Linked DNA regions of Homo sapiens: region 1 is linked to region 2. A link is an interaction called in ENCODE POLR2A ChIA-PET data of the cell type or tissue named here. Cell type or tissue: Panc1. All regions are shown on one strand. Links, peaks and the distances in the headings refer to the core of each region. The heading gives the core; the rest is flanking DNA. Region 1 overlaps IL17RD (interleukin 17 receptor D). Region 2 overlaps ASB14 (ankyrin repeat and SOCS box containing 14).

What was found. Peaks named below come from ENCODE experiments on the same cell type or tissue, not always from the same donor. Only the 100,000 strongest peaks of a DNase experiment are listed, where the experiment ranks them.
Region 1: POLR2A ChIA-PET joins it to region 2 with 12 read pairs; 2 of 35 experiments call an interaction of 5 or more read pairs at or near these places.

Annotation. Positions count from the first base shown.
Region 1 is chr3:57,161,519-57,164,434 of GRCh38, reverse strand. All of the region lies in intron 1 of IL17RD (interleukin 17 receptor D), which reads left to right. Among named protein-coding and RNA genes, the nearest start is that of IL17RD, 2.4 kb to the left of the region's middle. In Panc1, for the core only: no CTCF peak of the experiment used is centred there; no DNase peak of the experiment used is centred there; H3K4me3 peaks cover 87 bases.
Region 2 is chr3:57,279,616-57,282,531 of GRCh38, reverse strand. It overlaps ASB14 (ankyrin repeat and SOCS box containing 14), which reads left to right. Exons shown (of 11, transcript NM_001142733.3): 7 at 2,059-2,230. Among named protein-coding and RNA genes, the nearest start is that of ASB14, 12 kb to the left of the region's middle. RefSeq lists a silencer at 2,524-2,724. In Panc1, for the core only: no CTCF peak of the experiment used is centred there; no DNase peak of the experiment used is centred there.

The sequences.
Region 1 (2,916 bases), core at 331-2,830, 120 kb after region 2:
CCCAGACTTTCGCCGTGTGCATTGAGCCGTCTTCGTGGAACCGAGCGCTCCTTTGACACTGTCTGGGCGATGGGCGCGGGTGATTGCCATTCCCCTCTCAGCTTCCCTGCTCCCTACCTGGGCTTCTGGCCTTGGGCGGCCCCAGAACCTGGAGATGATGTCCGTCTGCCCCGAGTCTCCCACCGAGGCCCGGGTGGGCCCGGCGTCAGGGCACTCACGGCCTTAAGCTTGTGGAGAAAACGTAGGCTTTGCACTCAGGCAGCAGGGACATGACCTTGGCTCTGCTCCTGGGGAGCCATGAGCCTCAATTTCTTCATATGAAAAATGGGATGAAATGAGAATTTCCTTAGTATTGCTGGGCTGAGGGATAGGTATGGAGTGGTTTGCTTAGGCGAACGTTGACTCAGCCTCTTCTGGGTGGCTCTAAACAGCCTCAGCACAGCCAAAACCTAGGACATAACACTCCCTTAGGCACGCAGGCTGGTGCCTCCAAGCTCACTTGCCCCACAGTCCCAAGAAATGTGGTGCAGAAAACCAGGTGTGAGCCAGACAGCTGGGATGTCTTCAGACTCAGTAGCTAAGCTATGGAGACGGCTATGACCCCTGCTCTGCCTCCGCCCCCGCCACCCCCTTCCCCCCCCGCCCCCCCGCCCCATTAGGCTCTGTCATTCCTTCCTAGTTGAGTAAAGCATCACATTTTCTTACTGTGTTCCATTTCAGTAAAACATTACTGCTCTTGTTTTATTGTTTAAAAAAATTTTAGTAGCTAGCAAGTTTCCTCAAGGAGGATCTCGTGTTGACTTAAGGATCCTACTAGAATTTTGGATTTAGACTCCTATTGGCTTTTGAATGACTACAATATCACAGGCGTTTTATTTTGAGTGTTCATGTGATGGCGTAGGTAAATCAGTCCGATTCACTGTTTTGCTGCAGTTGCCAAGGTGGCTTCTTATGCCACTGTACAAAACTCGTGAAGTTTCCATGCTGTGGGGTATGGTAGTGCCCTGACGGAGCCAGGCTGGTGATTTTCTTCTACCTGTGCGAGTGTGTTCTCCTCTCCCAAACCTGCACCCTCATAAAATGGTGGCTCTGTCCCAGTCACCTCACACTTATGCTGACGTTTTCTCCACCACAGCCCCTAGTTGGGGGTGACTTTTCTCAGCTGCTCCTGCCTTGGCCCCACCAATCGTTTCCTTGGGTCATCCTCATTCGCCTCCTGGACGATCGTAGAGGCCTCTGGGCCATGTTCCAGATTCCAGGCTCATCCAGGCTGATACATGGTTCCTTGTCTCCTGGATTTGCTGCTTGGTGGATTTCATGGACCCAGTTTCCCCACATGCTTTGCATTCCCACCCTTTCCAGCCTCACCCCCTACCCTTCTCATCCTGCTCCTAACTCCGGATGGATGCCCTCTGTGCTTCCAAGACATGCTTTTCCCTCCTCCCAGGATGCCTTTTCCTCCCTTGAGAATTCCTTGCCTATCTTAAGACTCAGTTCAGGTGGTACCTCCTCAGGGAAGCCCTCCTGAATGCCATGCCCCTTGCTTTACCTTCTCATGCAGGTCCTTGCACTTTAGTCTCATCAGACAGCTTTGTCAGTATTTGTTCACTTCTATGTCTTCAGACTAGTTTCTTTAGCCAGGCACTGAACCTCATCTTGGTGGCGTCAGAGCCCTGTAAATATTGGCTGAACCAAATTAGACCCTGCTGCCTTCCTGCTAAATCCTGTATTTCCTGATAGATTTTAAGAAGTAGAGGCAAAGATCAGGGCATCAAGGTCCATTGTCTTTGCACATGCTGTTCCTGCCTGTGTTCCTTTACACCTCTGCAGCTTCCTTTCTCGGCCCTAGCATCACTTCTGCAAAAAATTGTCCCTGTCCACACCTCCCTAGGTCATGTCTTCTAGAAGTTGCTCTGTCAGGGAGTCAGCTAGGAAGTACTGGTACACAGTGACTAGAGTATTTGATTCATGTTTGGGTCCCCTACCAAATAAGAGGTACTTAGTCCATAGATGTTGGCCTCAGCTCTAAGGTTGCTTACAGTGGGGCTGTAGGAACATAAAAGGATAAGGGTCGACTATATGTGATGCAAATCAGAGGAGGCTTTCTGTGGGCCTGGGCCATACTCAGAACCTGAGAGGGGGCAGCAAGGTGCAGCACCAAGTCCTGAGAAACTGGATTTAGGTGCTGGAGCAGAGCTGAGCAAATGACCCCCTTGATCTCCAGGCAACATTTGTTTCAGGAACCCTTGCCCTTGCAGGAATGTGTATTTTTGCAAGACTTGCAAGGTGACTACAGCCAGCCAACCCTCTGCAGCCCTGCTAACAGACCCTTCGGGGCTGCTCCCAGAGGAGCCATGGGCTGGCCTGGTTTAAGTGGTCAGGTTTCACAACCTCCCCATTATTAGTGGGGCAATTAAGAGGCTGATACCATCTTGAACACAGGTCAGTGTTTTAGAAATGAGTTGTGGGCACACTTCCTCAACTACTTAAAAAAAATTCTCTTAGGGTCCTTGCCAGGTAAGGTTGCTCTTTGAGTAATAAATACTGTGTTCACACAGAAGTAATGATTTGTAAAACCTCCAGAGGGACCACACCATCCTCATTTACACTGGCTCTTGCTTCTAGAGTGGAATGGTTTTGTTTGCAACTAGAAGCAAGTTTGGTTCATAACTTTAATTGTGTCAGTCACTCATACTGAAGTTCTCCCTCCCCTTGTCTTGCTGGTCTAGAAGCCTTTTTATGGAACAAGGAGTTAGGAATCTACTCCCACAGGTTTGTATTTAGTGGCTTTTCCTGCAGTGGGGGAGGAGGGAACATTTCTTGCCTCCTTACCTAAATGGGGTCCACCTTCTCTGGTCTATTATCCCTGGAACATAATTCCTACTCCCCCTGCAAGAAAACACTACTCCTTCAGGA
Region 2 (2,916 bases), core at 214-2,713:
TCTGTAGCTGTGGGCATTTTGAATCCTGGCTTAACTAGCAGGGACCCTTGGCTCAGAGAACTTTGGCCTTTACTGTCTTCGAGGAGAGCTCATTGATGACACTGTTAGATGAAGCAAGGTAGGATCAATCTAAAGCTTTTTTTCAAAAAAGCAAATTTTTACCAAGATTTTTAAAAGTCTCAATAATAGAATTATCTTTATTCTCCTCCCTGTCTAGAAGTATTATTTTGTTCTTTAACAATACACAGTCCTGGTCTCCAGTATTCTAGATGGCAGAGACTCATATTTAAAAACAACCTTGTGCTTTTTAGACATTATCTAAATCTTTCCTGTCATATAGGGGAGGCTAGTTGCTAATCAATGGCCATAAGACATTTTAAGTAAGATGTTTTAAATGATCAATATAAGAAATGTCTAAAGTCATTAGCTGGAATAACAAAAATAAACATTGGAATCTTTCATCTACGAGGAAAGAGTAACCTTTTGTATAGATCATTGATTAAAATACAGAGAAAGAAGCAACAGATGTTAAATCCTTTACCCTGCAAAGAAACCAGTATCAGTTGACCTCAGTGAGTAAGCATTTCCTTTAAGTGACTCCTTACAAAGTAATTTGCACCAAGTGACACAGATGGTACATCACAGAGCCAGTATTTCAAGGTTCATCTGATTCCAAATCACATTATCACCCTGCATTGCTAGAGTGGCAACATGGCATCATAGATATAAGCCCTGGGTCTAGAATAACTGTATATGAATCCTGACTACCTTGCTTACTAGGTGTGCATCTTTGGGGAAGTCACTGAAACTCAATGAGTTTCTTCATCTTTAAAATGAGTATGTTAAGCACCTACTGCTGGGGGTTGTTACAAAGTTTAAAAATTATTATACACATAATGGAACCAGCACATAGTGGGCACTCAATAAGCAGAGGCTTATTGGACTTCTAAGGCATTCTTGGAATGGGGTTCTTGGGCAGCCACTGGACCCTGATGACTCTTATGGAGTCTGTGTTAAATTAAAGTCACTACATCTTTTTTATATGAGCTTCAGAATGCTCTCCGTAACTTTTGTCCATTCAAATGCTACTCTTTCTTCAGAGCCCATTTTACTGGGAACACTTCCACAACTGACCCAAACTCTTTTCTCCTTCCTTCACCTCCCAGCTCCCCTTACAACCCCAGCCCCCCTTACAACCCCAGCCCTAGATCTTCTAGAAGACCTTTTGCCTGTCCCTGTACTCTTATTATTCACATCACTCACATAACACTTAACATACAGGGTGTAAGTTAAGCATTCTTAATCTGAAAATCTGAAATCCAGAATCTTCCAAAATCTGAAACTTTTTGAACATCAACATGATGCTCAAAAGAAATTCCTACTGGAGCATTTCAGATTTCGGATTTCTGGATTTGGGACTTGTAAGTATAATGCAACTTGTAAGTGTAGTGCAAATATTTTTTTTAAAAACCCTGAAATATGAAACACTTCTGGTCCCAAGCATTTTGGATAAGGGATACTCTGTACTAATAACTACAACAACTTACCTCTTTGGCTATTGGCAGTTCCTAACCTCAATTAAAAACAGTTACAGTGTCTCCTACTATGGTCCCCTACGAACAAGCTAAAACAGAACAAATGCCCTTTTCCACCAAAACAGTATCATTAGATGGCATGGTATTATAGTTTGATAGATTTGTTAGTACCATCCTATATGTGTGTTATGAGTTAAGTGGGCTTTTATAGGCTGGTCTAGAAATAAAAGCAACTTTTATAACAGTATTTCTACTGGAATTTTCAAGTTCCAAACAAATGGACATCAAATTACTTCAAAAACTAACCTACTTATAATTTAGAAACTGCCATTTTTTTCTTCCCCAACTAGTTTATAAGTTACTTGAGAGCAGGAGGTATATATTCTGTTACTTTGATTCTTGGTGCTTTGCTAGAGTGCGTGCTCACTAATTGCTTTTTGGTGATGGGGATATATTTTTAAGATTGCTCAAGAAATACAGTGGAAAATAATTTTTGCATTAACAAGAGTCTTTCTCCTCTTAGGAGCTAATGCTCATGGTCAGGCCTCTGATTCTTCTTCCATCTTACTTGAAGCCGCAAGTGGAGGAAATCCAGATGCTGTGGCTCTCTTGCTGGAGTATGGAGCTGATGCCAACATCCCTAAGAATTCAGGCCACCTGCCCATCCATGTGGCAGCTGACAGGGGCCACTTACTGTTAAGTTCAATTACATTATTATAAATAATAAAAACAGTAATAGCTACCTTTTATTTTGTGCTGCTTCTAGGAACTTTATAATCTTTAATCACTGATCCCACAATCTAAACATACTTTTTTTTTTTTTTTTTTTTTTTGAGATGCTGTCTCCCTCTGTCGCCAGGTGCTGGGTCTGAACCATAGACCCTGGCCAAGTGACAGATGAAAGTACTTAGACATAGGTATCCAGTGAAAGAGTGGGCTAGGGGACCAGGCTGCTCAAAGAAAGAGTTGTAGCAGCCATGGCCCTGACAAGCTGGTGCTTCAGGCATTTATTTAGTACAGGTTTAATGACAAAGGCTTTGAGTCAGCACATCGTGTGAGTAATTAACACGGTTCCCCCCCAACCCCCGCTGCCAGAACAGTCCTACATGTGGATGATTAAAGGCCAGTTCTGAGGCCTAAGTAAACTAACTTATCTAGATCAATTCCCTTACACTTCCTTGTAACCTACTCTGAGAGAATTCAGCTGCCTTCAGCCAAATCCTTTCCTGAAGCTTTTGCAAAACCTCCCGGCCTTCCAAGAAGGTGTGCTTCTTTCTATAATTTTAATAATATTTCCCACCACGCTGACTGAACTCCTGCAGCCAGGCTGGAGTGCAGTGGCATGATCTCGGCTGACCGCAACCTCCGCCTCCCGGGTTCA